3 separate regions of the Homo sapiens genome follow, and all the other regions are linked to region 1. A link is an interaction called in ENCODE POLR2A ChIA-PET data of the cell type or tissue named here. Cell type or tissue: OCI-LY7. All regions are shown on one strand. Each heading gives the region's core, and the rest is flanking DNA. Links, peaks and the distances in the headings are about the cores only.

Region 1 (10,564 bases), core at 3,738-8,737:
AACGGGCAGACTGCCTCCTCAAGTGGGTCCCTGACCCATGACCCCTGAGGAGCCTAACTGGGAGGTACCCCCCAGTATGGGCAGACTGACATCTCACACGGCTGGGTACTCCTCTGAGACAAAACTTCCAGAGGAACGATCAGACAGCAGCATTCGCGGTTCACGAAAATCTGCTGTGCTGCAGCCACCGCTACTGATACCCAGGCAAACAGGGTCTGGAGTGGACCTCTAGCAAACTCCAACAGACCTGCAGCTGAGGGTCCTGTCTGTTAAAAGGAAAACTAACAAACAGAAAGGACATCCACACCAAAAACCCATCTGTACATCACCATCATCAAAGACCAAAAGTAGATAAACCCACAAAGATGGGGAAAAAACTGAGCAGAAAAACTGGAAACTCTAACAAGCAGAGTGCCTCTCCTCCTCCAAAGGAATGCAGTTCCTCACCAGCAATGGAATAAAGCTGGACGGAGAATGACTTTGACGAGTTGAGAGAAGAAGGCTTCAGACGATCAAAATTACTCTGAGCTACAGGAGGAAATTCAAACCAAAGGCAAAGAAGTTAAAAATTTTGAAAAAAATTTAGACAAATGTATAACTAGAATAACCAATACAGAGAAGTGCTTACAGGAGCTTGAGAACTACGTGAAGAATGCAGAAGCCTCAGGAGCCGATGCGATCAACTGGAAGAAAGGGTATCAGTGATGGAAGATGAAATGAATGAAATGAAGCGAGAAGGGAAGTTTAGAGAAAAAAGAATAAAAACAAACGAACAAAGCCTCCAAGAAATACAGGACTATGTGAAAAGACCAAATCTACATCTGATTGGTGTACTTGAAAGTGATGGGCAGAATGGAACCAAGTTGGAAAACACTCTGCAGGATATTATCCAGGAGAACTTCCCCAATCTAGCAAGGCAGGCCAAAATTCAGATTCAGGAAATACAGAGAAGGCCACAAAGATACTCCTCAAGAAGTGAAACTTCAAGACACATAATTGTCAGATTCACCAAAGTTGAAATGAAGGAAAAAATGTTAAGGGCAGCCAGAGAGAAAGGTCAGGTTACCCACAAAGGGAAGCCCATCAGACTAACAGCAGATCTCTTGGCAGAAACCCTACAAGCCAGAAGAGAGTGGGGGCCAATATTCAACATTCTTAAAGAAAAGAATTTTCAACCCAGAATTTCATATCCAGCCAAACTAAGCTTCATAAGTGAAGGAGAAATAAAATCCTTTACAGACAAGCAAATGCTGAGAGATTTTTGTCACCACCAGGCCTGCCCTAAAAGAGCTCCTGAAGGAAGCACTAAACATGGAAAGGAAAAACCGGTACCAGCCGCTGCAAAATCAAGCCAAATTGTAAAGACCATCGAGGCTAGGAAGAAACTGCATCAACTAACGAGCAAAATAACCAGCTAACATCATAATGACAGGATCAAATTCACACATCACAATATTAACTTTAAATGTAAATGGACTAAATGCTCCAATTAAAAGACACAGACTGGCAAATTGGATAAGGAGTCAAGACCCATCAGTGTGCTGTATTCAGGATACCCATCTCACGTGCAGAGACACACATAGGCTGAAAATAAAAGGATGGAGGAAGATCTACCAAGCAGATGGAAAACAAAAAAAGGCAGGGGTTGCAATCCTAGTCTCTGATAAAACAGACTTTAAACCAACAAAGATCAAAAGAGACAAAGAAGGCCATTACATAATGGTAAAGGGATCAATTCAACAAGAAGAGCTAACTATCCTAAATATATATGCACCCAATACAGGAGCACTCAGATTCATAAAGCAAGTCCTTAGTGACCTACAAAGAAACTTAGACTCCCACACAATAATAATGGGAGACTTTAACACCCCACTGTCAACATTAGACAGAAAAACGAGACAGAAAGTTAACAAGGATATCCAGGAATTGAACTCAGCTCTGCACCAAGGGGACCTAATAGACATCGACAGAACTCTCCAACCCAAATCAATAGAATATATGTTTTTTTTCAGCACCATACCACACCTATTCCAAAATTGACCACATAGTTGGAAGCAAAGCTCTCCTCAGCAAATGTAAAAGATCAGAAATTATAACAAACTGTCTCTCAGACCACAGTGCAATCAAACTAGAACTCAGGATTAAGAAACTCACTCAAAACTGCTCAGCTACGTGGAAACTGAACAACCTGCTCCTGAATGACTACTGGGTACATAACGAAATGAAGGCAGAAATAAAGATGTTCTTTGAAACCAACGAGAACAAAGACACAACATACCAGAATCTCTGGGACGCATTCAAAGCAGTGTGTAGAGGGAAATTTATAGCACTAAATGCCCACAAGAGAAAGCAGGAAAGATCCAAAATTGACACCCTAACATCACAATTAAAAGAACTAGAAAAGCAAGAGCAAACACATTCAAAAGCTAGCAGAAGGCAAGAAATAACTAAAATCAGAGCAGAACTGAAGGAAATAGAGACACAAAAAAACCCTTCAAAAAATTAATGAATCCAGGGGCTGGTTTTTTGAAAGGATCAACAAAATTGATAGACTGCTAGCAAGACTAATACAGAAGAAAAGAGAGAAGAATCAAATAGACACAATGAAAAATGATAAAGGGGATATCACCACCAATCCCAAAGAAATACAAACTATCATCAGAGAATACTACAAACACCTCTACGCAAATAAACTAGAAAATCCAGAAGAAATGGATAAATTCCTCGACACATACACTCTCCCAAGACTAAACCAGGAAGAAGTTGAATCTCTGAATAGACCAATAACAGGCTCTGAAATTGTGGCAATAATCAATAGCTTACCAACAAAAAAGAGTCCAGGACCAGATGGATTCACAGCCGAATTCTACCAGAGGTACAAGGAGGAACTGGTACCATTCCTTCTGAAACTATTCCAATCAATAGGGAATCCTCCCTAACTCATTTTATGAGGCCAGCATCATCCTGATACCAAACCTGGGCAGAGACAAAATCAAAAAAGAGAATTTTAGACCAATATCCTTGATGAACATTGATACAAAAATCCTCAATAAAATACTGGCAAACTGAATCCAGCAGCACATCAAAAAGCTTATCCACCATGATCAAGTGGGCTTCATCCCTGGGATGCAAGGCTGGTTCAATATACACAAATCAATAAATGTAATCCAGCATATAAACAGAACCAAAGACAAAAACCACATGAGTATCTCAATAGATGCAGAAAAAGCCTTTGACAAAATTCAACAACCCTTCATGCTAAAAACTCTCAATAAATTAGATATTGATGGGACATATCTCAAAATAATAAGAGCTATCTATGACAAACCCACAGCCAATATCATACTGAATGGGCAAAAACTGGAAGCATTCCCTTTGAAAACTGGCACAAGACAGGGATGCCCTCTCTCACCACTCCTATTCAACATAGTGTTGGAAGTTCTGGCCAGGGCAATTAGGCAGGAGAAGGAAATCAAGGGTATTCAATTAGGAAATGAGGAAGTCAAATTGTCCCTGTTTGCAGATGACATGATTGTATATCTAGGAAACCCCATTGTCTCAGCCCACAATCTCCTTAAGCTGATAAGCAACTTCAGCAAAGTCTCAGGATACAAAATCAATGTACAAAAATCACAAGCATTCTTATACACCAATAACAAACAAACAGAGAGCCAAATCATGAGTGAACTCCCATTCACAATTGCTTCAAAGAGAATAAAATACCTAGGAGTCCAACTTACAAGGGACGTGAAGGACCTCTTCAAGGAGAACTACAAACCACTGCTCAATGAAATAAAAGAGGATACAAACAAATGGAAGAACATTCCATGCTCATGGGTAGGAAGAATCAATATCGTGAAAATGGCCACACTGCCCGAGGTAATTTATAGATTCAATGCCATCCCCATCAAGCTACCAATGACTTTCTTTAGAGAATTGGAAAAAACTACTTTAAAGTTCATATGGAACCAAAAAAGAGCCCGCATCACCAAGTCAATCCTAAGCCAAAAGAACAAAGCTGGAGGCATCACGCTACCTGACTTCAAACTATACTACAAAGCTACAGTAACCAAAACAGCATGGTACTGGTACCTAAACAGAGGTATAGGTCAATGGAAGAGAACAGAGCCCTCAGAAATAACGCCGCATATCTACAACTATCTGATCTTTGACAAACCTGAGAAAAACAAGCAATGGGGAGAGGATTCCCTGTTTAATAAATGGTGCTGGGAAAACTGGCTGGCCATATGTAGAAAGCTGAAACTGGATCCCTTCCTTACACCTTATACAAAAATTAATTCAAGATGGATTAAAGACTTAAACGTTAGACCTAAAACCATAAAAACCCTAGAAGAAAACCTAGGCAATACCATTCAGGACATAGGCATGGGCAAGGACTTCATGTCTAAAACACCAAAAGCAATGGCAAAAAAAGACAAAATTGACAAATGGGATCTAATTAAACTAAAGAGCTTCTGCACAGCAAAAGAAACTACCATCAGAGTGAAAAGGCAACCTACAAAATGGGAGAAAATTTTCGCAACGAACTCATCTGACAAAGGGATAATATCCAAAATCTACAATGAACTCAAACAAATTTACAATAAAAAAACAAACAACCCCATCAAAAAGTGGGTGAAGGATATCAACAGACACTTCTCAAAAGAAGACATTTATGCAGCCAAAAAACACATGAAAAAATGCTCACCATCACTGGCCATCAGAGAAATGCAAATCAAAACCACAATGAAATACCATCTCACACCAGTTAGAATGGCAATCATTAGAAAGTCAGGAAACAACAGGTGCTGGAGAGGATGTGGAGAAATAGGAACACTTTTACACTGTTGGTGGGACTGTAAACTAGTTCAACCCTTGTGGAAGTCAGTGTGGCGATTCCTCAGGGATCTAGAAGTAGAAATACCACTTGACCAACCAACCCATTACTGGGTATATACCCAAAGGACTACAAATCATGCTGCTATAAAGACACATGCACACGTATGTTTACTGCTGCACTATTCACAATAGCAAAGACTTGGAACCAACCCAAATGTCCAATAAGGATAGACTGGATTAAGAAAATGTGGCACATATACACCATGGAATTCTATGCAGCCATAAAAAATGATGAGTTCATGTCCTTTGTAGGGACATGGATGAAATTGGAAATCATCATTCTCAGTAAACTATCACAAGGACAAAAAACCAAACACCGCATGCTCTCACTCATAGGTGGGAATTCAACAATGAGAACACATGGACACAGGAAGGGGAACATCACACTCTGGGGACTGTTGTGGGGTGGGGGAAGGGGGGAGGGATAGCATTAGGAGATATACCTAATGCTAAATGACCAGTTAATGGGTGCAGCACACCAGCATGGCACATGTATACATATGTAACTAACCTGCACAATGTGCACATGTACCCTAAAACTTAAAGTATAATTAAAAAAAAAAGTTAGGCAGAAGCTATACATTTGTTAACTTAAATAAAACTTTCACATACCTTATTGTTTTTGAAAATTTGCAAGCCTAGAATAACAAAATAATGGAGGACCATATGAAGACTTGACAATAAACAAACTGTAATAGATTTGAGCCTACGACGTATTTTGTTTTCACCACTCAGAGAAAAAGATAAACCAGAATAATGCTGGAAATTGGGTTGTCCTGCTCCTTCTATGGTTTCTTAGATTCATTCTCCAATTAATGTAATTTCAGTTAACTAAGCTACTTTTTTTATCGGCTGATTGTTAACCAGTCACAATCTGTATTTTGTGTTTCTGACAGTAACCACTCACTGCATTCAACTGCAGAAGCAAAATCACCCACATCACTTTTATAACAAAACATGTTTACAGCAAAATCTGAGTATGTTCCTAATGACTTTTCTAAGTTTGTAACACATATGAATCATCTTTGCAATGTTACTGGTCAAATGTCTGAATTTAGATATCTTAGTAAGAAATAAGAAAAGGAAGATGCATGCTTCAAAGTGTTTGCCTGTGGCTATTTCTGTTTCTGAAGTTTTAATGAAAGTGGTGTAAGTGAAGATGAACTGAAAGTCTCAAAATACCAAATCGGCTACAAATTGAAACTCTAAAAATAATGAAAGGTTATGTCTACCAGCAGCTCTCTAAACAATCCCCATCTACAGATTTTTTTTTTTTTTTTTTTTTTTGAGACGGAGTCTCTCTCTGTCACCAGGCTAGAGTGCTGTGGCGCGATCTCAGCTCACTGCAACCTCCTACTCCCTGGGTCAAGGGATTCTCCTGCCTCAGCCTCCTGAGTAGCTGGGATTACAGGCATGTGCCACCATGCCCAGCTAATTTCTGCATTTTTAGTAGAGATGGGCTTTCACCATGTTGTCCAGGATGGTCTCAAACTCCTGACCTCGTGATCCACCTGCCTCAGCCTCCCAAAGTGCTGGGATTACAGGTGTGATCCACAGTGCTCGGCCAGATTTTCTTTTAAATTAATTCAGCCAATTCCTCTCCCTTCCCTGAGTCTCACTATTTGAGTACTGTAGCCCTGAACATCTGCATTATTGAAACAAGTAGCTGTGAATAAATCACTCTGTTTTGTTATACTTACATGGAGGATACATTTTAAAGCTACTTTTAAAACAGTATTTCAAGAAAAAAAGAAAGTCATTTTGGAAATAAAATCCAAGAAATATTGGTCAATATTAACTAAAGTGTGAGAATTAATTCAATCATTAGCAAGTACATTTTCCTTGCTTCACGGCGGGCAGGCAGGACTTAGGTATTTACTGATTGGCTCCTTCAATATAGGTAAGGAGGGAATAAGAGACAGTCATAACTTAAAAGTTAATTAAGAAATTCAATTGAAGGCACTCAACTGCAAAGTTAAAAGACTTTAAAATCTGAAGTTAAGCACATGCCGTTTTTTCCACATAACCCACCGAGTTTAGATGAGAAGTGATAAGGGCAACTCCCCCTAGCAACAAGTCCTACTGCACTGGTAGCTGCTTGTTCAGCTGCAGGCACTCTAGACTTAAAGGAGGCTATTTCAGAGAACGAATGGAAAGAAACCTATTATTTTTTTAGAGATGGCTTCATAAGGATATTCTAAGTTATCAGAAATGCTGCTTGGGGAAGTGTGTGGTACTACCCCTGGATCCAGAATAGGGGAGGAATGAAAAGAAGAAAGACTTAACATAATTTCCCCTTTTTCTCATTACTGAGTCATTCTTCTACCCTGAAAAAGTCCTCTTCACAAAAAGCAGACTGAGGAGATGAAAGAACTATAATATATTAGGAAACATAGTAATTACAACCCTTATGTGTACTTTAATTATATAATGTGTTCATCAAAATGAAGGGAGATAATTTTCTATTTCTAAGACTAAAATTATATCATTCCAAATAGTGTAATAGAACTAGGGAGGAGAACATTAATATGGCCGCTATATTCATACTTTTTTATATATGTTGAAATACCAGAAGCTATGTTAGGCCTTGTAGATAACACAGGAATATTTTGAGACACAATTTCCATTTTATAGAAATTTAATTTCTAAAGGAATTATTTAAACATTAATTTAACAACAGATAAACTTTAATCTTATTTTTACTTTATGATATTGTAATATTTGACATTGGCCTTGAAAATCTGATAGGCACTTCAAAAAGACAGAACTCTGGTTTCCTTTTTGCAAACTATACTGCACTAGCAGCGCCCTCATTCTGTTACTGGTAGCATCATTCTTTCCTCTGTTCAGGCCAAAAACCTTGGTCCAGAGTTTCTTAACTTCAGCAACGTCAGACAATTCTTTGTTGTAGAGAACAGCATTATATGCTTCATAGGATATTTAACTGCACCCCGGCTTCTACCCACGAGATATCTGTGGTATCTTCCCCAACTGTGACAAGCCAGACACTGTCTCCAGACGTTGTCAAATATTCCTGGGAGAGAAAAATCACCTTCAGTTAAGAGGCACTGTCTCAGAGTTACTACGGACTTGGCTCTCTCTCTGTCACATCCCACATAAATCTCTCAGCAAATCCTATCAGCTCTGCTTCAGAACAGACTGAAAATACAAGAACTTCTTATACCTCTGCTGCTCTCACCTTGACCCAAGCTGCTTGATTCAAATTCTGGATTACTCCAAGGACCCCTATCCTGTCTCCTTGCTTCCACATTTGGCCATGTACATCCTATTCCCAACAAACCAGCCAGACATACTATCAACACATTATAAACTACTCTAAAAGTGAGAAAAAATGGCTTGAGTGATTCCCCATGGTCCATATTCATGACTATACTGTGTGAAAACACGCTAATATTACTATGAAGACAGTCGTGGTAAAATTAGTCTAAATGTTGGCTAGACCTAATTCAGCCCCACATAAAAGATACTTTTACATTCAGATGATCAAAGCAAAGCAAGTATTTATTGAGTGCTTACTGTGTACTTGATCCTACAGTCAGAGCAGAATTTCAGTATAAGAAGCTGGAGATCAAATAATATTTATGAAAATATTTCTACTTTGTACCACAAACAACAGGTTAAAAATAGCACTTTTTACTAGAGCAATTTTTTAAGCAAAAGGTTAAAAAAAATTCTGAGAAGCTCTTTTAATTGGTTTTTATGAAAAAAGGTTTGTCTCAGGGTCTAAAGTAATAAATTTCCAAAAATGATCCGCTACATATTCCTTTAAATTGAATAATTTTGCATTGATTACAGAGAAAAAATGAAGTGGGAAGGCAGATCCCAGGGTCCCAAATGTGATGATTTTAGCTCTTCTAATTATTGAAAATGTAGTTTATAGATACTTTATTCAACATTAATGGAGAGAAAAAGAGTTTGTTCCTTCTTTTGTCAGACTGAAAAAAAGGTCTTAACAAATTGACCAATGAGAATGCAATTGTAAATGAAGAATAATTAAATAACTGGAGGCCGGGCACAATGGCTGACTCCTGTAATCCCAGCATCTTGGGAAGCCGAGGGGGGCAGATCACTTGAGGCCAGGAATTTGAGACCAGCCTGGCCAACATGGCAAAACTTCATCTCCACTAAAAATACAAAAATTAGCTAGGCATGGTGGCACGCACCTGTGGCCCCAGCTATTCGGGAGGCTGAGGTGAAAGAATCACTTGAACCCGGGAGGCAGAGTTTGCAGTGAGCTGAGATAGTGCCGCTGCACTCCAGCCTGGCTGACAGAATGAGACCCTGTCTCAAAATAATAACAATAATTGGAGTTGTGGCATTTCATAAAATTTTTATTTTGTAGTTATCATCTACCCCGGCAATGTTTGCATTTTGCCAAACAAATGAAAATGTTATTCCCTTGCAAAAGTGCCTGGAGGATAAAGTTATTAATTTGCCTAATACCCTGTCTCCATGGGAGAGCAAGCTGACACGAAGTTTTCTAGAAACTACTCTGTTTTGACCATTTTCCCTCTCTATTCCTTTAGAAACACAGTCAAGTGTCATTGCTGGCTAGATATTAAAGATTTTCTGTTAATTTCAGCTCACAAGTTCTGAGACAGGTTAAAAGAGGAAGAAAATTTTTCTCTTGTATTTGAAAAAAAATCCTTCTTAAAGTTATGAAACTTTAAGTTATGAAACTAAAGGTTCAAACTTTAGTTATGAAACTAAAAGGGAAGAACAAAGTAGACCATTCAGAATACATTAACTTTCATCCAAAGGTTTCAGTGTGTTTGGCAGATAGCACATTATTAAAACACAATTCTAATAAGTTCCAAGAAATTCTTCTCCCAATTGTACAGCCACAAAAGTTAAGGCTTGGGGAGATGAAGAAATTTATAGCCCAGAAAAAATAAAATAAGGCTAAGGAGAAAACAAAATCCATCAATTCTTATGTCTGAAAACAATGAGAATAAAATAAAAACGAGACAAAAATTATTTCCTTGTTTCAGTCAATAGAAAATTGTTCCAAAACACCATTGCAATGTTACATTTTTATAATTTATTTACTTTTTAATTTTGACTCTATTTTTCACTATTCTACATAATTTGCTGTAAACATTTTTTTTAAAGCAGCTTACACTCCAGCCAAGAATAGTTTCAAGGAACTCTGAAAGGAGCGAAGTTAAACAACACTGTTAGTAAAGCCACTACAGTGTGACCCATATGATAGCCATGGTTAAATATGGCCAAAAATCATTATTATCATGCTTGTATTTTTTTTTTAAAGCTGATTACTTAAAAATAAGCTTTATTGGCCAGGCGTGGTGGCTCACACCTGTAATCCCAGCACTTTGGGAGGCTGAGGCGGGTGGATCACGAGGTCAGGAGATCGAGACCATCCTGGCCAACATGGTAAAACCCTGTCTCTACTAAAAATACAAAAATTAGCTGGTCATGGTGCCACACGCTTGTAATCCCAGCTACTTGGGAGACTGAGGCAGGAGAATCGCTTGAACTCAGGAGGCGAAGTTTGCAGTAAGCCAAGATCACGCCACTGCACTCCAGTCTGGTGACAGAGCGAGACTCTGTCTCAAAACACAAACAAACAAACAAAGCTTTATTAAATCACTCATATAAGATACACTAATTGATTCTAAAGTCC
Region 2 (10,564 bases), core at 3,084-8,083, 170 kb after region 1:
CCTCCCCGTTGTGCACATGTACCCTAGAACTTAAAGTATCATCATAATAAAAAAGTCTTATGAGTCCCCATATTCCATTCTGAGGCCATGAGCTTTCCACATCTGAGATGATTCATAGTTATTGCTTAATTTAAATGCATCATGTGATATAATTATAACAACATATTTTGCTTAGTTAATCCTGACTAAAATAAATTACTTTAAAAGTTATAAGAAGGAAATCTGGAACAAGAAAAACATTTTGGTAAACATTTATACAGTCCTCACTCTAAATATTCCTAGTTGTTTTAATGAGTTGGTACTTATTAGGACAGTACTATTACCATTTAGTTAATAATCTGTATTCTCAGTAATAAAGTTTTCAAATTATTTTCCAAGGACATATTTCATCACTGATTAATACATTTTTATTCCCTTGTAGAGCCATGGCACTGAAATGAATACCAGGGAACACCAGACTTCTCAGTTTCCAGCACTACAGAAATCTGGGCTGTCATAAGCATCTGGATGAGTACTGTCCCATAGGAATATAATAGAAGCCACATTTTAAATTTTCTAGTATCTACATTAAAAAGGTAAAAAGAAACAGGTGAAATTAATCTTAATAACCTATTTTAAACCCAACATACCCAAAATATATCATTGCAACATGTAAACATACTTCAAAATATTAGTGAAAATTTTATATTCTTTTTTTCATACTATGTCTTAAAAATCTAGTGTGTATTTTACATTTCCAGTACATCTCAATTTGGATGCTAAATTTTATCACAAATACTTAGTTGGTATTAGGCTTCATAAAATTTACAGTTTAAAAAGTAGATCTCCAGAGGTGAGTTGTTCCCCCAATAAGCTTAACTTTTTTTCCAATAATTAAAAATAGTACCGATTATTAAACTTAAATATAAGTTCATTAAAATTAAAGTTAGAAACTTAAAAACTCTGTTCCTCATTCATACTAACCTCAATGCATATGATCATTAGCTGTGCCTACCACACGGAACAGCACAGACCTAGATGAGTCTCTATAGAGATTTCTTCTTCCGTACTCATCTTTAAGCCAAATGTTTCTTTGTCTTATTCTGGTTTATTCTTTGTTGTTTAATGCTTCCCTTCTCTAAGAGGTGATAATGAAAGATAGTCATAGTAGCTAATATTCTAGGAGCCAATCTTGGCCCCACCAAGGCTGCAGGCTAGGTAAGAGCTCTCTTCATTTGAACCTCTGGAGAATATTCTTAATTTTTCATAGCTTCAAATATTTAGACCTTGAATCGTCACCAAAGACAAGAGGAAAACAGGAAACGAAGTGGTGATAAAGGCTTTCTAGTTTTCCTCTAGTATTTCTCTCCCACTTAAAGCCATGTGAATGCTTGCTAGTGATAGTATATGCTATCTTCTGAATGATTCTAAAGCAGAGTATTTCATTAACATTGAAATCAAATAGAGAGATTGTTTATAAAACTAGAGGCTTGAAATTCTAATATGAACTAAACCTATCATCAATGCCCTTTTTAGACCAGTCACTTAGAAGGTCATACATTTATTTTAGCAATGCTGCCATTACCAAATACATATTTATATATTCTTTCAAATGTTGGTATATGTTCTCACTCTAAAATAATATATCTGATTTAAATTCGAAGACATTCTAAGCAAGGTCTAATGAAAGTGATAACCACTTAGTAATAACTACGAAGCAAACAACAACAAGCTGATTATAAATAAGAATAAGCTGTGGAATAAATGAGAGGAGCTTAACTGTGAGGTTTCTTCTCTAATCTCATGGATGACACTAGTTTATACAGTGAAATTCTAAGTTGTCTGAAGCAAATAAAAGAAAAAATAAATGTATGACAATATTTGAAAATAATAAGTTCTCAATTTGTTCCTTTCCTTTTAGAGGGAACTTTCATTTTCTTAGAAGTATGGATAAGTGCTTACTGATTATTAACAGCTACATTTAATTTACTAATACAAGTATCATACAAGATGGTGAAATTTTTCATAAATATTCTTGAAGTTTAGTGTAGAGAAGGCTCACTCGAGCAATCTGTTAGAATCTAGATTCCTGGGATCAATTCCCCACGATTCTAATTCTTCTCTAGGCTTTAGGAGAGAAAGACTGTCTTTAGTCTCTTCACTTCCTTGTGGCTAAGATGACTACACGGGCCTGTGGTCTCCTCACTTCCTTGTGGCCAAGACATCTACACAGGCCCGTGGATTTCCCCATTTGGGGCAGGGAGTTAGGGCTGTTCAGCACGAGGCTGAGCTCACAAACAGGGCACAGGTCACTCTCTTCTAGGGCTCTCCTCCTTTTTCCATTAATATAATTGAAAAATTTAGAATACCAAAGTAAGTAGGTCACAGAGAAGATAGCAACACAACTATTCAGTCTGCTTTCTCTCTAGTGTTGGCTTAAAGGAGCAAGGAAAGCACACACAAAGCTAGCATGGCCAGGCCCAGCTCCCTAGTCCACAAGCCACATCATAATTTGATGTTAGGAGCCAACCCAGGTATAAGATGGCCATTATTTTACTGTGTCCTTAATTCCCCTGTAGTAGGTGTCTGGATGAGATTCAAGATATTAGTCACCTTTGACACATTATCACAAATTCTTGGCAAACAAGTATTTTGTTTCCTCACAAAAATCTCCTTGTTCTTGTTACCAAAGAAAAGAAAATAAACTATTAGCTTGTGCATTTATTTTACTTGCATAAAGGACTCTACACTTTTTATTAACCAACTTAAGAGAAAAAGGAACTCAACCATAATTACCTCTTGTTTTATTTAGAATAGAAATTTACAAGTTGGAGAAGGAAATTGAACACCGAGGGAGACCCAAACCTGGCAAAACTGCCGTGTGTTCAAAGACTGTTACAACAGTAAAACTAAAAAGTTAGGGACATGGTGCTGCATTTCTTTTCCTTTTCTTTCTTTCTTTTGTTTTTTTCCAGACTGAGTTTTGGTCTTGTCACCCAGACTGGAGTGCAATGGCACGATCTTGGCTCACCGCAACCTCCACCTCCTGGGTTCAAGCAATTCTCCTGCCTCATTCTCTCATTTAGCTAGGATTATAGGCCTGCACCACCACGTCCAGCTAATTTGTATTTTTAGTAGAAATAGGGTTTTACCAGGTTGGTCAGGCTGGTCTCCATCTCCAGACCTCAGGAGATCCACCTGCCTCAGCCTCCCAAATTGCTGGAATTACAGGCATGAGCCACTGTGCCTGGCCGGTGCTGCATTTCTTAATTTAGCATAGAAGAACTGATTTTGCAGATATACATTTTTAATGTTGACAATTAGTAGCAGTGGACAAGAAGATAATATATTTTGCATTTATATAATTATTTCAAAGTGACTTCTCTCCCACAATTAATCTTTACAAAATTTCTGAGAAATAAGTATTATTTTCTAGACGCTGAATTTAAAGCTCACAGAAGTTGTTTTCCCAGTGTTACACAGAGTACTTTGACAGAGCTGAGACATGAAACTTTATCTCTAGGTCTCACCAAAGCACATGATTTTGTACCCTGATTGGGCTTGTCAGGAATGGATGGGGCATGGTGGGATTTATTCACCAACATCTGTGACTAATAAGCTCAGTTGGTTGGGATATTTCCAATCCTTTCTTCTTTACTACTTCTATTAGTCACCAAGTTTAATCGTTTTAACCGTTTCATATTTCCTGATTCCATTCCTTCCTCTTTATCAACAGTGTACAAATTCACACTAAACTCGGGGCATTTGCCAAATATCCAATATTCTCATAACACGGCTTTGCATGTGGGTTCCCTTTGCCCAAAATGACTTCCTTCCTTGTCCACTTGTAAACATCACAAAATGACTTTTTTTTGGTTCATTCCTAAATTTCATACTCATTTCTCTGTATTTTGTTGGCGGGACTTTTCTCAGAAAGGATAGACTTTCACCAAAACACATTTGGGTAATATTAATTTCCCAAAAGGTTTTTGACCTGTCACCAAAGTATGGGTGCTAGTGTCCGTAGTTAGACATCTACAAAACTCGTGTGAAAATGTGGTGCAAACCATGAACTATGGGGCACCTAAGACTCTGCCTTTTTTATTATTACCACTTAATATACCCGGGAGCTTGCTACATGTTAATCTTCACAGTGTTGCATGGCCATTTTTATCAGTATGCTGTTGAACTTCACGGTTGTGATTTGAAACCTGTCCAATGTGATGTGACATATATTTGTGGTCAAAAGGTGATCTACACATCATGCAAAACGTTAAAATCTTCTCAAAAGTCAGAGGAGAAATATATTTCTTCAGAGAAGAGTTGTTTGCTGTTGGTTATGAAAAGTAAACAAACAAACATTCCCACCATAGCAAGGATTCCTGTGCACATATTCACAGTAACTGTGATAGACCTATTTCTGCTGAAAGCCCTGTCCTATGGTAAAACTCACAAGCTGTTTCTGTTTTACAAATGCTAAGCCTGAAAGGCACATGCAACCAAAAGCTCTCCCAGATTTCGGCAGGAAAAGGGTGAAAATGCCATATTGATGACTCTCTTATTAAATCTCAGTAAATAAACACCGGTGGTATCTTCCTTTTCATGGTTCCCGGTAACTCTAAACACTCACTCTTCATAAGCCAAGAAGTTACAAAAATGTTGGCATTTGTATAAAAGAAAACAGAACTTTGTAATCACTAAGTGTGACTAGGAGGAAGAGTGCTTCACTGAAAGAAAGAGTTCGCTATTCTATTTATGATAAAAGATGAAAATCTCACAACAAAGATAACAGTAGGCTAACTACTTCCCATGTTCTCTAGGGTTTGGGGAGCTACAAAGTCAAAATGAGACACAAACAAATTCTATAAAATATGTGATACTATAAAAGGATTAAAATTTTCTTTCACTATCCAAGAGAAATAATGCTGACAGTCATAAATTACAGCTAAGGAGAGACAGCTGAGCACTGAATCACTCTCATGCCTCTGTCTACTTCTATGTAGGCATCAGAAAATGCTTTCAACGCCTGCCATGCTGTAGAGTATTACATTCTGATACACTGTTAAAAATAGACACACTACTAGTAGTCAATCTCCCCTCATATCCTGTAATTCCTGATTAATAATAGTAAAATTTTTCTGGGCCAGGCACGGTGGCTCACGCCTGTAATCCCAGCACTTTGGGCGGCCGAGGCGGGCGGATCACCAGGTAAGGAGATTGAGACCCATCCTGGCTAACACGGTGAAAACCCGTCTCTACTAAAAATATAAAAAAATTAGCTGGGCGTGGTGGCGGGCGCCTGTAGTCCCAGCTACTCGGGAGGCTGAGGCAGGACAATGGCATGAACCCGGGAGGCAAGGCTTGCAGTGAGCCGAGATCGCGCCACTACACTCCAGCCTGGGCAACAGAGTGAGACTCCATCTCAAAAAAAAAAAAAAAAAAAAAAAAAAATTCTGTACTTCTGTACTTACTTGACTTGGCCTACTTCTCCCCTTTTCAGCTTCTACTAGCCGCTCTCTTCCTTCTGACCCTTTACCTCTTCGCTGAAACCCGGAAACAAATCAAGGAAAGAAAGAAGTGTAAAGATACTGTTCATACTCGGTCATTTATAGGTCATGTCTTTCAGGAAGACAAAATGGTTTGTAAAAGTGGAGGGTCATTTTTGGCTCAGGTCACTCTTTTTTTTTTTTTTTTTTTTGAGACGGAGTCTCGCACTGTCGCCTGGGCTGGAGTGCAGTGGCGCGATCTCGGCTCACTGCAAGCTCCGCCTCCCGGGTTCATGCCATTCTACCTCAGCCTCTCGAGTAGCTGGGACTACAGGCGCCCGCCACCCCGCCCAGCTAATTTCTTGTATTTTTATTAGAGACGGAGTTTCACTATGTTGGCCAGACTGGTCTCGAACTCCTGACCTCATGATCTCCCCACCTTGGCCTCCCAAAGTGCTGGGATTACAGGCGTGAGCCATCGCGCCCGGCCAGGTCACTCTTTTTCTTGAGAGTTTTCATGAAGTTTTATCTTGTATTCCGTTACAGAAACTTGAAAGAAGGCTATTTTCTGTTATTTTATTTCCTACATGACAGACTTAATTTTTTTTATTTTTTATTTTTTTTTTTGAGACAGAGTCTCGTTCTGTCACCAGGCTGGAGTGCAATGGTGCAATCTTGGCTCACTGCAACCTCCACTTCCTGGGTTCAAGCTGTTCTCCTGCCTCAGCCTCCCGGGTAGCTGAGACTACAGGCTCCACCACGCCCAGCTAATTTTTGTATTTTTAGTAGAGACGTGGTTTCACCATGTTGGCCAGGATGGTCTCGATCTCTTGACCTCGTGTTCCACCCGCCTTGGCCAATATTAAAGATATTAAAAGAGTAAAAAAAAAATGTATAATAATGTTACATATAACACAGGAACAGAAAACCAAACACTGTATGTTCTCACTCATTAAGTGGGTGTTGAACAATGAGAACACATGGACACAGAGAGGGGAACCACACACACGATGTTGGGGGATGGGGTGTGAGGGGAGGGAAGTTAGAGGATGGGTCAGTAGGTGCAGCAAATCACCATGGCACATGTATACGTATGTAACAAAGCTGCACGTTCTGCATATCCATACCATTTTTTTAGAAGAAATAAAGAAAAAAAAGAAAACATGATAGAAATATGAGGCTTCATTTTCATATCAACAACAAAGCAAGTATTAAAATCAGTCTATTAAAAAATACAACCTTGATTTGTAGACAACTCACTTAAGTATGTAAATATTCAGGTCAACATGAAGTCACCATAGTTTTCCTTGTAGGTCAAAGCACAAAATTTTTCACGATGAGGAAGAGAAGAAAAGTAACTTAGGAAATAAAGCGTTTTGACCCTATATTCTAAGGCTAAATATTGTACTCTTGTTAGTAAATATTTTTCACAGAAGTATGGATGAACAATTCTGAAAGTACTTTATGTGTATGGAAGATTTAAGCAAATAAGTAAATAGACTGTAGAAAAAAGGAGATACGTTCTTTTGTGAATAAGCACAAGTAACACCCAGATTTTTGGTTTCTAAATTCTATTCTTTAATAACAGAAATCTGGTGTCTTTAGAAAATGATTGACTCATGGGCTGGATCAAATGGAGTACAAGAAGAGCCTAGAGTGTCTTGTGGTACCAGAAAAGAAGAATGTTCAAAAATGATGGTGATATGAAGAAAGGGCACAAGAGCCAACTTAAAGGGCTTCCAATGGTCAAATGTGGACAATTTGAGCAACAAAATAAATATCAGTTGTAATGGATTATAGCTCACAGAATGAAACAGATACCCACGAGTCCATACTGATATACATAAATAATTGAAAGTAAGTAAGTGGGGGGTAAGGGAAAACTTCCGCGTAGAAGAATTTTAACTAATAATGGTAGAAGGAATTATGAAGATAGAAAATCGCCATTTGGCAAACACCATAGTGACAACTGTTTCAGGCAAGAATGATCAATGAGTACAAAATTCATAGCTGAAAGTATGATAGAAAAAACTGGTCATTTACATAGTATCTCTCCACATAATGCTTATTAGTTACAGAAAGTAAACTAGCAACTTTATAGTAGAGAAACCTGGCCAGCCTAGAATGAATAATTGGAGTTAACATCAGTAGTATTTAGACAAATTGACATCATGCGCTTCCTGATATGATGCACTGAGAAGGGGACAGCCCTAATTCTATGGTACTCTTGCCAAAAATGTACAACCTGACTTTTATTATCAGAACACAAAGTGAGAGACATTCTCCAAAATACCTGGTCACTAGACTTCAAAAGTGTCAAGATCTCGTAAGATACGGAAAGACTACCCAGATTGGAGGAAACTAAGAGACATGACAAATAAATGTTGTGTATGATTTCGGTTTGTCTCTTACTCTAGAAAAAGGACATTGGTGAGATAACTGATGAAATTTGAATAACAACTACAGATTAGTTAATAGTATTTTATCAGTGTTAATTTTCTGGTTTTGATAACTCTAAAATGCTAACATTTAGAAAAGGTTATATGGGAATACATTTTGCAATTTTTTATGTTTCAAATTATTTTGAAATAAAAAGTTAAAAAAATAAAATATAGATTTTGAAATGTCCTGTGACACTGAATAGTGACTCTCTTTGATAGTAAATCTCAGTAGCAATAAGTATCATTTGTAACATGAAATGTTTTCAGCCATGTTATCCCGTTTGGCAATTATCCCCATTTAAAAAAATGTTTTAAGTGGCTTGGCACTGTTAGTGAATGTTAGAGCAGACTGACTCTTTAAATATAGGCTTTTTTGAATCCATTATCACAGTAATATTTATCAAACCAGCTGCTTATCTGGTTTTACATTTCCATAAAAGCTTTATGAGGATAGGAGTAGAAAGGAGGAGCTAATAATAATTATACAACAGTTCATTCAAGCAGTTTTGAACAATTAAAGTGAAATATTTAGTCCATGGCTTTGGAGTCCAAAAGAAACGAAGATATCGACCAGGATAGCACATCCTGGAAATGTGTAACTGAAGAAGAAAGAGGGCCAATAAACACCATGACCAGTAATAATAAGAAGAAGGAATAGAGGAAGAAAAAGATCATAAGAAAGTTTGGTCCTTAGAGGAAACTGATATGACAAGGTTCTAGGGTAATAAAGAGAAAAGGCAAAGAACAGAAGAAGGAAGGAAGGGAGGGAAGGAGGGAGGAGGGAAGAGGGAGGAAATACGGGAGGAAGAGGGAATGGCGAGGAAGAGAGAGAGGAAATAAAAAGAACCAAAATGGAAGAAAGACAAAAGACAAAAAAGTGGTTAGAGAAAGAATAGAAACAAGACATTTAACTTCAAAGAGGAAGGGGCCTATCACTTTGAATTAGAATAAAAGTAAATAAGCTGGTGATGTGGTCCCTCACTCACAGCTGTCACCTGCTCAGTATAGTTTCAAATTCATTAGAATTCAGAACATGAAGCAGCTGAAACTTCTAAGGGAGTTCAACTTGAGGCTAATTCAATGAGATAGCACTCCAGACACCCAGAGGCATTAGAGGTTCTCATCACAAGACACTTGGTTGACAGTACTCTGGCCAGAGCCCTCCTTGGGCTAAGAAACAAGTATAGATTCAGGGCAACAGCCTAGATAAAAACCATCAGTTCCAAGTCCCCAGGAAGTACCTAGTGCACACAGAACCCCTCTTGGGACTCCTACTCAGCATAATTGCTCCCTCCAGCCTGGTTTCCACACAGCTGTGTGTGTGTGTGTGTTAAACAGACCCAAGGTGATTTCTGGATAATGTCCAAGTTGAAATACAGCCTAGCTGATTTATTAATTAAAATAATTGAAAAAGTCCAAGAACAGTAAGTGGCAATTAATACCAGAATAGAACAGTTTCTGTTACTTATTTTTATAATTATATTTCTGAATTTGATATTTAAAGTTAAACACAAAAATTAGCAGAGGAAATGAGAGATAACAAAATTGTTATTTTTCTTAAGGGCTTACTTTAAATGGAAGAATGTACCACATTAGCCATCAATAAGCTAAAAAATTATGATCTAAAACCAATCATTAATTATGAAAAAGTTATCAACTTAAAATTACATTATTTTTATGTGATGAATTACAAGACATTTGGTATTATGCACCATTTTGTCATAACCTCCAAGGGGACAAAACAAGATAATAAGGTAATTGATCAACCTAAAGTAACAAGTTTTGTATGACCCTTATAAATACCAATTGCAGGTGGAAAAAAAGATTCAATCTTGCTTAAATAACAGGAGAATGTAAAACTAAACAAACCTATTATATTAAGCAAAGGCAAATAGGAGTTTGCAGAAAGAAGCATTTGTGTTGGAATAAACATATGAAGATGAGAAAAATCTGAGATATTTGGAATTATATTGAGTGGTCCCTGTGGGGAAAATTTTTATTAATAAATTCTACAATTATCAAGGCTTTTATAATGTCTGGTCATACAAGCTCTGTTTTGGGGCAAAATAACAAATCTTTTTGATTCCATCAAATACTAGTCACTGGCCACTAATTCACCACAAACAAAAAGTGCTAAATTCATAGACCTGCAAGAGGTAAATGCATCATTCTAATAAGAGCTAGGGCTAATTAAAACCTTCCTCAAAGCTCCCAAACAAATGTTCCATGGCTTGATTGTTTAACTATAATTCTTAATGGTCAGACAATAATGATGCTTCCCTGCCTCTTATTAAAATCAATTATGGCACGAAATTCAGAAAGGGTAAACTGGTTCATGTGTGAATGAATTCTAAAGAGAATTGTAATTTAACAATGGAATACCAGGAAATTGCAAAGCAAAAGAACTACCAACTCAAGAAAAAGCATCTAATATCTTTATTTCAAAGCAAAGCTCAGATTTAAGGCAAAATATAACCTGGTTCCTATGAACCAGAGGCCTCTGCTGACTGCCTCCAAGCCTGTAAACACAGTCTTAAATTGTTCTAGCTACAATTTATGGGTCAACATTGGTATCAGGAATCAATCTCTAATCTTGTAAGCAATCACTAGACCTGTTCCCTAACTACCTTGACAAAAAGCATCACCAACTGTAATTCA
Region 3 (10,564 bases), core at 3,343-8,342, 120 kb before region 1:
TATGTTTATCACTCCTTGAGAATAAAGTCTGGCATGGAATCGTGACTGTTTTCTTTAGTATGAGAACCCTTCCACTCCCTGGGGATTTTCAGAGAATGGGGTACATGATTGACCTCTTACTCAGACAGAAGGAAATTATGCTTTCACTTCCTGCCCCCTTATGTATTTGTCACTCAGTCATTACTTCTGGCTAGATACAGATATTAGACTGAAAGCTTGGAAGCCAAGGTTCTAGATCAGTGATATTTCAGGACTAGTTCTCCTACTCTTAAAAAAAAAAAAGTGATCAGGACTCACTAATTTCCAAGTCATTTCAGTTCTGAAATAATCAAATGAGCAAAGTCATATGTAAAAGAATGCTTATCCTAATTTTATTCACAGCAGAAGTCACTGAAACAATGTAGGTCCCCAACAATAGGAGCCATGTTCTATTATGTACAGTATAACCATAGAATGGAAGAATACACAACAGTAAAATTTTTTTTCAAAGTGTTCTGATTGATATAAAACAAATAATTTCCACAATACCTACAGCAAAAGAAACAAAACCAAAAAAGAAAAGGAGGGGGGTTATAGAATAACACTTGAGACCTTCTTGTCCTCCAATTCCACTTTCTGAATTATTATTGACTGTAGATACCCGATGCTTTTTCTTCTGGCAATTTACAGTTCCAAATTACTGTTTGCTAACAGTAATTTCAGAATTTATTAAATGGCTTTGCTTAATGAACTGTTCATGTTTTAGCATGATTCAGCAGTATACTAAGTAACAAATACTCCAATAATCAAATATGAAATAAAACATAGCAGTTTTAACATCATTTTATTTGTCGATGTCTTTTTAAATTAAGGTTTGAAAGTAATAGTCATTCAACAAACATTTATTTCATGATTAAGATGTATTAATACAAAAAGAACCTTGGATTCATATTACCTCTTCAACTGTCCAGAAGCTCCAATTTAATATGTTAAACAAAGGCCAATATGTAGGAACATACTTGAGTCAGTTTGAGTATCTTTTTTCCCTGGGAGATTGTAATTGAAAATGAACTAAATGTGGATTTTTCAAAGAACAAAGCATTTATCTCTTTCTCTGTTCAACAACTTCAGAAATCTCAATATCTTCTCTTCCCTGAACACAATCAAAAGCACTAAGCTTGACAGTTCCTTGGGAAACATAAATCTTGCTCACTGAATTCTAGTTTATAAGGGGCTGAATTCTGAGGCTTCTGGAGAATTCTCATAAGGTTGTACTAAGAAGCACCCTTATAAGGTGTTATCAGTGAATGCTAACATGCATTAATTCATTTAAATGGTTGTTTCCTTTTCCAGGTTTGAAAAGTATCTTTCTAAATCGAAGTCTTCCTAAGCGTGTATTCAAAATGACACTGACATTTCAGGAATTTTAAATTTAGGTCTTATGGTACAAAAGTTCTAAATTTAAAATACATATTCTTTAGTATGTCGAATTTCCTATTTAGGTATGAACACGAAAATTAAATTTCGATTAAAATGAAAGAGGAGTCAAGTGAGGAAAAGCTTTACTGAATTGACTTAACATAGCATATTTTCAGTTTAAAACAGCGGTGTTTCAATTGGAATAACATTTCATTTTAAAATAAGTCATGCCACCTAACTGAAGGTAGGAAGCAAAAATAAGCACAATTTCTAGACAATTGTTTTTTTTTTCTTTTTTTTTTCTTTTTTTTTTTTTTTGAGATAGAATCTCACTCTGTTGCCCATATTGGAGTGCAGTGGTGTGATCTCGGCTCACTGAAACCTCCGCCTACCAGGTTGCAGTGATGCTCCTACCTCAGCCTCCCGGGTAGCTGGGATTACAGACATGCGCCACCGTGCCTGGCTAATTTTTTTATTTTTTGTAGTAGAGATGGGGTTTCACCATGTTGGCCAGGCTGCCCTCGAACTCCTGACCTCAAGTGATTCGTCCGCCTTGGCCTCCCAAAGTGCTGGGATTACAGGTGTGAATCACCATGCCTGGCCTAGAGAATTGTTTTAGACAAAGTTAACAAACATATGCATATCCCAAATTCATTATTGCAGACAAAAGCCAGTCTCTAATTCATTGTTTCAAACAGAAAAGTTTGTCATATACACCATCTGATGCTTTAACACTTAGGAAAAATTTCTACAGTGACTAGGTGAAACTTGTATTTTTTTAAAAATTAAAGAAAAATGAGCTTCTAATACAAAAGTCTTCACAATGTGATTCCAAATAAAGTTAAATGATCAAGTATTTAGCCAAGGAATCTAATTAAAGTTGAAACATAGAATTGCCCTGGACTCAGCTTATAGCTTAATAAATGTATGTAATATATCCAGTTTTTTTCTTTTGTAGAGTGAGATTAATAAAAGTGACTACTATCATTTTCAAGATCTTTGAGAAATCAGTGATTCGTTTTGCTCTAAAATGCACAATATAAAAATATTAGAAGAAAACACATATTGTCATATATTGTGCTACTAATTCATTGTACATGGTTTATAAAATTGCTTTGTAGTGTTTTTCAGCTTAAAAGAACTTGTAAGTTAGAAAGCCATTCAAGAAATCAGAAAAATCACTGAGAAAATAAATCTTGCCTTATTCATTGTTTTCTTAAGCATAATCTCCACACAGAAGAATTGAATAAACCAGAAAATGAATATTTTTTTCCTTTTCTCTCTTTCCTACAAAGCATTATTATGCTGTTTCCCAGCTAGACATGCATGTGAACAGCGTGATTGTGAATGGGACTAAAATAAAACACTTAGTGCTTGATTAATATTAGGTATGCCTCTTGGGATTTGTTTAGTCACTGATTCCTTGACACACACCTCCAGTAACTTTATAAAAAGAACAAACCACACTTTCTGTATAAGATGCAGTAACACATTACTTATTCCAGAACTACTTCCATGGCAACCTCTACTACAGAACACAACTAAGAACTTGGACACAAGCCAAGTGTCTCCTGAGCACCCAAAATAGATGTCACTGTGTCTATGTCCTTTGGCACATGCACGTTTCTCATAAGAGAATCTCTTGGACCCTCAGATAAAGTTATTGCCTCTTATTCGTCCATAATTTTTTATAAACTTGTTCATTTTCTGGTGTTCTTGCTCCCAGCACAAAATAATCATGAAGAGGTTGTTGAGGTTGAAGGAAGTTATTAGAGATATGCAAACTGTCTACACCAGTAAGTAAAGAAGTCACTCTTCAATATGGAAGGTGGACACAGGAGGAAAAAAAAAGTCCTATAAAAATAATACAAGAATTAAAAAAAGGCTGGGCGCAGTGGCTCACGTTTGTAATCCCAGCACTTTGGGAGGCCGAGGTGGGTGGATCATGAGGTCAGCAGTTCAAGACCAGCGTGGCCAACATGGTGAAACCCCATCTCTACCAAAATTACAAAAATTAGCCAGGCATGGTGGCAGGCCCCTGTAATCCCAGCTACTCTGGAGGCTGAGGCAGGAGAATCACTTGAATCCAGGAGGTGGAGGTTGCAGTGAGCCAAGAGCGTGCCATTGCACTCCAGCCTGGGCGACAGAGCAAGACTCCATCTCAAAAAAATAAAACTAAAAAATAAAAAATAAACAGTGATTATGTGACCATTTGATCTAAGAATTAATAGCCTTATATACCATGCAATGTATTACTGCATTATAGAAAAATTCTATAATATGTATCCATGAGTAATACTGAGAAATTAAGGGAACATTAAATTGCATTTAGTCCCCTCCAGAGAGAGCTCAAAACATATAGTGGATCTCATGAAGAGAATGATCCACAAGTGGCTAAATTCTTTGAAAAGCTTTTCAAGTTTTCAGTGGTAAAAGTTTACTTTTTAAACTTCACTTTATGGAAAATTCACATATATTGAAACCCTTAATGTTCTCCATTGTTGTTTTATTGGCCAGCAGCAAATATTATATACCAGCTAGCCAGGGCCTCGGGGAAAGAGTGACACCTGGAATGCTAGGGTACACAGGGATTTTTTTCTGTGCCGCATTGGGCTATTCCCCTTCTGCTCTGGAAGACCCTCTATGGATCGGTGACTTGAAATCTTTTTGAAAATTTCACTCTTCTTAGAAATGTTCCTCCATTAAGGTGAATGAGCTTACACTAAGATAAGCTTCATTAAAAAAAGAAAAGTAGGCTTATTAGAATTTTTTTAAAAAATAATGAATAAAGAGAAGGAAGGATTAAAATTAACAGCTAAATATAGAAGCAAACTGGAGGCAAAAACCCCAATTCAAAATAACTGTGTTTCCCAGGTCAGATCTACCAAGCTGTGATGAGTTTAGTGAGCCTTGACTGAATCAGTTAAAGTGCCTAGACTGCCCTGCCCAGGTTCTCTTGTCTGATTGGCTCCATATTAGTTCTATATTTCAAGTTGAAGATTCATTAAGCTCCCCCTCCTGCCCAGTCAAGAACATTCTGTACATTTTGTAATGCTAAAGTATATTTATCTTTATCCAACACAAGCAATAAAACACAAAAACCACACATGACAAGATACAACAAAGAAACAAACCTAAACTAAGCTTTAAAATAAAACAACAGCAACAATCATCTGGTTCCTAAAAACACTAACAAAACAAAGCAAAATCCGAGTAGTTTCAAATATCAACAGCCAGAAAATAATACAGTTAAAAAGCTAAAATATTTTCAAGGGTATATTTTCTCTCAAAATAGAGGTGAAGAGGGAGGAAAAAAAGGTCAAATGACCACTAAATACTTGTCCCCAAAACAAATGAACCCTGAAGATTTAAATGAGTAAAAACAGTACCTTATAAGTCACTGGTCTGGTCTACGCACAGCTGTTCCCAGTGCCGACTCTTGTTTAACTGTCCACTGCCTTCAGTTTAAAGTTAATTCTTTTGGCAAAAAAGTACAGAGCTTGTCTGGAAAATGCTGTTTGGACACAAACCATTCCTTTCAAAGCGGTGGTAGCTATATTTAAGTTTTCTTGTAGAAGGGGATATAAACTCTTCCTGTAGCTAATTTTCTTTCTCCTCCTTCTCAGACTTAGTCAGTATCCTCCCATCCCATATATTGAAGAAAGAGACAGAGAGGGGAAAAAAAACCTACAAGGAAATATACCTTAAATAATGTAGTATTTGAGCATTTAGAAACAAAACAAAACAAAATAAGAAATAGGAATCATAGAAAGCTCATCAGGACCTTAAATATAATTTAGCCGGGTGAACCCATTTTGTAGATAAGGGAAGTGAAACCCAGAGAAAAATATGATTTGTATAAGGTCACTCACACGGCTAGTTAGTGCCACAGTTAACAAATAACCAGGTTTCACAACTCCTGCTTCAATGCTTTTTCCACTACACTAACATACCTGAGGGGAAATAGTTTGCCTTTTCCTCTATATCCTTGCATAATAAGCAAAGGAATTGGCAGGGAGCAGTAACACAATTAGGATGTGAGAACTGTCTCAGAGAAAACATTTCCTTTGGATTTAAAATCCTTAATATTGAAACTTTCCCTTTAATCTCCAATTTCTTTGTATATTAGGAAATAATCTTTTCCTTTGCTGATTGTCCAGAATATTTTTACAACTCAGGAGCTGCCATGTTTCAAGGGATGCTAACATTTATTAGTCCTTACAGAGTACTGCTTCAGTAAGGCATGGTGCTGTGACAGGTGGCAGAATAAGTGTTCTACCTAGTATCAGTGATACTACTCCACGGCTCTTAAACTAGACACACATTTGCTATTATCACAAATCCCCACTTTCAATCTATCAAGATTTTTTGAATACACACATTTGGTTTTGATTATTGTTGATTGTATAATTTGTTAAATAAAACAGAGAAGCAACATAACAATTTTCATTGGTGTCTTTCATGTATTTCCTATTTATTGGTGAATAAATTATGTTTTTCTAACTGAAAGAGTGATGTGCTTATTATAATAATTTTTAAAATTACCTTTTTGAAATGTATTCATTCATTCATTCACTTATTTAACAAATATTTATCGAACATTCATAAGATCTATCTCATCCCTCCCACGTGAAATAGTGTAACAGACAAGCAATAGCTTCCTTAGAAAAGTAGGGAATTTTCAAATAAAATCAAAGGGTTTGCATGGGAAGTAAGGTCAATTCTCTATGACTACTTCTGTATTCATTCTCACACTTCAAACATGTGTCCTTGATTTCTTTATATCCTATCGATTGGGTTGCTCCAATCTTAAAACATCCTGCCCAGATCAAGTAAACCAAAATATGAAGTGGCCCACACTGAAATCACTCTGGCCACTATTAATCTTTCCATTTGATCTGGCTCCTTAAATTTTAAAGCAAAATCTTCTTTACACTTTGCAATTCCAAGACACAATGAGAAATGCTCAGATCATTCAAGGCCTATTTTCAAACTGTTACCTATTCTTTAATTCAGAAATGCACTGTTTGGTTTTAATATTTCTCGTCTACTTTTAAGGCATCTACTCTTGCCCTGTTCTTTGGCAGGAAGCAGTATGCTTATGACCAAATAATTATAAAATGTAATTAATATTTAAAATGACAATTAGATTTTCTGGAACACATTTTCCAAAATGTTGAGAAATTAATGGGTATGATAGCACTTTTCTAATGCTGACAAATAAGCAACTGAGATTCAAAACAGAAATGTTGAGAAAGAAATTTTGGAAAACCATGGTTTTTGACACAATGACAGCATCTTATTTTCCTTTTATTCTCATTTGATTATGTCTGTTTGAGCCCTATGCAAAGGTTAAGCAACATTAATATGTCAAATGTGACAAGAGTTGGACACATTGATACATATTACTTGCATTTGCTAAAAATATTCTGTATTTTCCTTTTACTTCTTAAGCTTTACTTTCGATATTGACAGTTTTACCTTTAGTCCATTAGAAAGAGCAGGAAGGAAATATGAGTAAGACCTTGTAAGGTAATAGGCCTTGAGGAGACATAGAGTTTTACATGGAATGAGTCAAGGTGATTCAGAGGGTTAAATGGCTGCAGGAAGGAAGGAAAGAGTGAAGAGAAGTCACAGATTGTTTAGAACAGGAGTGGGCTGAGCCATAGACAATAGATTATGGGTATTGAATTCAAGAACCAAAGTCTCCTAAAATAGGCTAAACAAAGAAGGAACTAGCAATTTTGGTGACCAGTGAAAGCAATAGGAAATTGGCCTTCAAACCTACTTCAAAATCCATGGAATGGCTCATCTCTACCCATTGGAAGGGAAGCATGTGCTGTCAATATGTGATCCAATACAATCTAAAACGGCACAACATTTTTGCAACCATTTTTAAAACTGGTGTTCTGCTCTATTTAGGGTCCTGGGACACACTCCAGGTTGCCCTACTCTGGGAATGCTCTGAATTTCAGAATACTAGTGTAGTTTAGTGGGGAATACTCACTGTATTTTGAAGATTTGCCCTGTGGTGTTGAATTTCACTGATGGAAGAAATATTTCCAGCAGAGGTGAACTCCAGGGCAGGCTATATTAACACAGGCAAGGCAGTCGGAATTCTCTAACTCTTGATCTCCTCCTCTCAGTTTTCAGGTTTATAGTAACACTAGAAGAAGGCTTTTACTAAGAAATCCCAGAGAGCTCTTTGGTGATAGCAGTGAAGGGTAGTGACTGCATGAACAGCTACTAGATTCTAATATTCTATGCTTGGGGGCAGATTTCATGCATGGAAGTTTTTAACAGTTTTAAGAAACTGACACACATAAAAATCTCAAGCATCAACTCTCTTAAGCCAATTCCAGCACATACGTACACCTCTCACAGTTCATTCTCCTCAGAGAACCAGAATCATCATTCCCCTCCTTATACCCATGATTTCTCATCTTTCCCATCATTCCCCTGCTTCACTGTTGAACAATTTCCCATGATTACTCTCCTTCATTCCTTCCAGTGGTTTTCCATTATTCTCTTGCTTTGCATTGTCCAGTGATTTCCCATAATTCCCCTGCTTCAGCCCTACTACAATCTCCCATTGCCCTCAGTATAAATCCAAATGCCTAACCATGGCCTCCTATGTACTACATGATTTAGCTTCAGTTTATCTTTCCTACTGATATGGTTTGGCTGTGTCCCCAACCAAATCTCATCTTGAATTGTAGCTCCATAATTCCCAGGTGTTGTGGGAGGGACCCAGTGGGAGATAACTGAATCATGGGGACAGTTTCCCCCATACTGTTCTCATGGTAGTGAACAAGTCTCACGAGATCTGATGGTTTTATAAGGGGGAACCCCTTTCACTTGGTTCTCATTCTATCTTGCCTGCTGCCATGTAAGATGTGCCTTTAACCTTCCGTCATGATTGTGAGGCCTCCCTAGCCAATGGAACTGTGAGTCCATTAAACCTCTTTTTCTTTATAAATTACCCAGTCTCAGGTAAGTCTTTATCAGCAGCATGAAAATGGACTAATACACCTACCGAATTTCCTAACCTGCTATCACATCTGTGTGGGATGCTCCTCCCTCATATTTTCACAGAATGATCTTCTCATCATTCAGGATGATGCTACCAAATGCCACCTCCTCAGAAAGAAGATTTCCCGACCACTCTGGTTAAGCATCCTCCCACCCACATATACCCTCTATCCCATTTCCCCATTTTAATTTTCTTTCATAGCCCTTTCCATGTCTGAAATGATCTTTTGTTCTTCCTTACTTATTATCCATTTTAGTAGTCAGTTGAACCATGTTTGCTATGTCTCCTCTAGAATAAGTTTTATCAAATCAGAAAGATATCACGATATATAAATAAGATTAGAAACCTAAGATTTAGGCTTTTTGAACCACATTGCTCTTAGTGTTCAGAACAGTATCTAGTATAAAACAGGCATTTGACAAATATTTCTTTAATGAATTAATTATACTTTCTGCATGAGCTACTATTCTTCTGTCAACAAACATCTAACTTAAGTCCATAAACATGAAGGCAAAATCTAATCTACTTCTGCAATTGACTTAACACTGCAAATCTCCCCTTGGCTCCAGCAGCTAGGAATGACAGGAAATGAGGAAAGAGCCCCAGCTGGGCCCTAAGTAGTTGTATCTACATAAGATACCTGTAACCTTTCGAATTGTATTAACACAAAGGCCAGATAATATCTTGACTTGCCAGAATATCGTCTGTGGATATATGTACCTAACTAGATATGTGATTACATTTGCTAGAGGTCCTAAGAGCTTCCGGAAATCTCTTTCATTTCCTGAATGCTGCAGTAGTTTTTCTTATTGAAACAGCAGATAGCCTAGAGCTAATTCTATCCTTTCCAGGTGGTTTTAAGAAGTTGCCCTCACCTGCCAACTCTTGCGAGCAAAGGCTAAATCTTTGCATTTGCAACATATGTTTTCTAAATGAAAAGGAGGGAGACCAAATAATTTTGGAGAGGTGAGCTCAAAGATAATTAAATCTCCCATCCAAGCTCTGCTGCACACTCTTTCAGAGCCCTCCAGTGAGCTGTAAATTAGATTTCCTCTCCTGTCTCATGTCCTACTGCTTCCTAATTACCTGTTCTAGTGAGTCAGCCTCTCTGGGTCCTGGGACTCAAACATATTGTTGGATAATGTGACTGGCTCACTACACTTCAAGTACGGCCACATCAGAGAGGTGGCCATGTGACAGCAAGATAGGGAGAGGGTGATTCTTTGTTAGGAAGAGAATGGCTTTCCCTAAGTGCCATGACAGCCCTCCTTCCAGGACAACCAGGGAGAGGGAATTTCTTGCCTGAGCACTGGTGTCACTCAGAGGCAAATAACTTCATTCAAAGTCATTAAAACAAAAAGTGCTCTTTTCCTATTGTATTGACTATACATTAATCTACATATATAAGTGGCATTTATTTCATTAGTGGATCAAAGCTAAAATATTTATTAATTGTCTCTGTGGACAAGGCCTTGTGCTAGGTTATGAAGTTTTTGTAATAATTTCTTGTTATCTCATTGATGATAATATTTCTTATTCAGAATAGAAATTTCCCCAGGAAAATAAAGTAAAAATTCTTTTCTTCTTCCTTGAATTTATTGACGTGCCTATATTTGTTGAGCCCATATAATGTGCCAAATGCTTGGGTACAAAGAAGAAGACTAACTCTTGCCTCAGAAATGGAGGTGGGAGACATTTACAGACTATTGTGGAGGTAAGCACTGCTTTACAGGAGAGCATGGAAGCAGCAGGGAATCAAGACAGGAAGTAACCAAGGAAGGCTGCCTTGAGGAGATAGAACCAAAATACAATTTGAATGCAGAAGGAGAGGATTAACATTCCAAGTAGGAGATAGAGTACACTTGGGTTACTTCAAGTAGTTATATAGAGCTGGCATGTGGAATGAAAAACCAAGACTGATGGATAAAGTATGCAGAAAGGAAGACAGGCAAAAGCCAGGCTCAGGAATTTGGTTTTTATCCTCAAGGAAATGGGTATCCATTGAAAGATTTTAAATAAGAGATATTATGGTTTTAGAATACTAAGTGAAGAGAAAATTCTGGGACAGGTCGTCTAAAGGACTATGACATTTCTATGTATAAGTAAGATACTGTGATAGTCTGAAATTAGGCA

Evidence for each region. ChIA-PET counts read pairs that join two places held together with the same protein. Peaks named below come from ENCODE experiments on the same cell type or tissue, not always from the same donor. Only the 100,000 strongest peaks of a DNase experiment are listed, where the experiment ranks them.
Region 2: POLR2A ChIA-PET joins it to region 1 with 6 read pairs; 2 of 35 experiments call an interaction of 5 or more read pairs at or near these places.
Region 3: POLR2A ChIA-PET joins it to region 1 with 7 read pairs; 1 of 35 experiments calls an interaction of 5 or more read pairs at or near these places.

Annotation. Positions count from the first base shown.
Region 1 is chr4:85,656,417-85,666,980 of GRCh38, reverse strand. All of the region lies in intron 2 of ARHGAP24 (Rho GTPase activating protein 24), which reads right to left. It overlaps LOC105377319 (a long non-coding RNA gene), which reads right to left. Exons shown (of 3, transcript XR_938955.4): 3 at 7,520-7,933. Among named protein-coding and RNA genes, the nearest start is that of MIR4451, 61 kb to the left of the region's middle. RefSeq lists an enhancer at 1-356. In OCI-LY7, for the core only: CTCF peaks have their summits at 7,503 and 7,713; DNase peaks (open chromatin) are centred at 6,050, 6,970 and 7,720; H3K4me3 peaks cover 1,979 bases; H3K27ac peaks cover 3,033 bases.
Region 2 is chr4:85,490,208-85,500,771 of GRCh38, reverse strand. The region is part of intron 1 of ARHGAP24 (Rho GTPase activating protein 24); the gene reads right to left. Among named protein-coding and RNA genes, the nearest start is that of ARHGAP24, 20 kb to the right of the region's middle. RefSeq lists an enhancer at 2,321-2,370. In OCI-LY7, for the core only: no CTCF peak of the experiment used is centred there; no DNase peak of the experiment used is centred there.
Region 3 is chr4:85,773,189-85,783,752 of GRCh38, reverse strand. The region is part of intron 3 of ARHGAP24 (Rho GTPase activating protein 24); the gene reads right to left. Among named protein-coding and RNA genes, the nearest start is that of MIR4451, 56 kb to the right of the region's middle. RefSeq lists an enhancer at 9,427-9,967. In OCI-LY7, for the core only: no CTCF peak of the experiment used is centred there; DNase peaks (open chromatin) are centred at 4,342, 4,822 and 5,262; H3K4me3 peaks cover 1,514 bases; H3K27ac peaks cover 1,918 bases.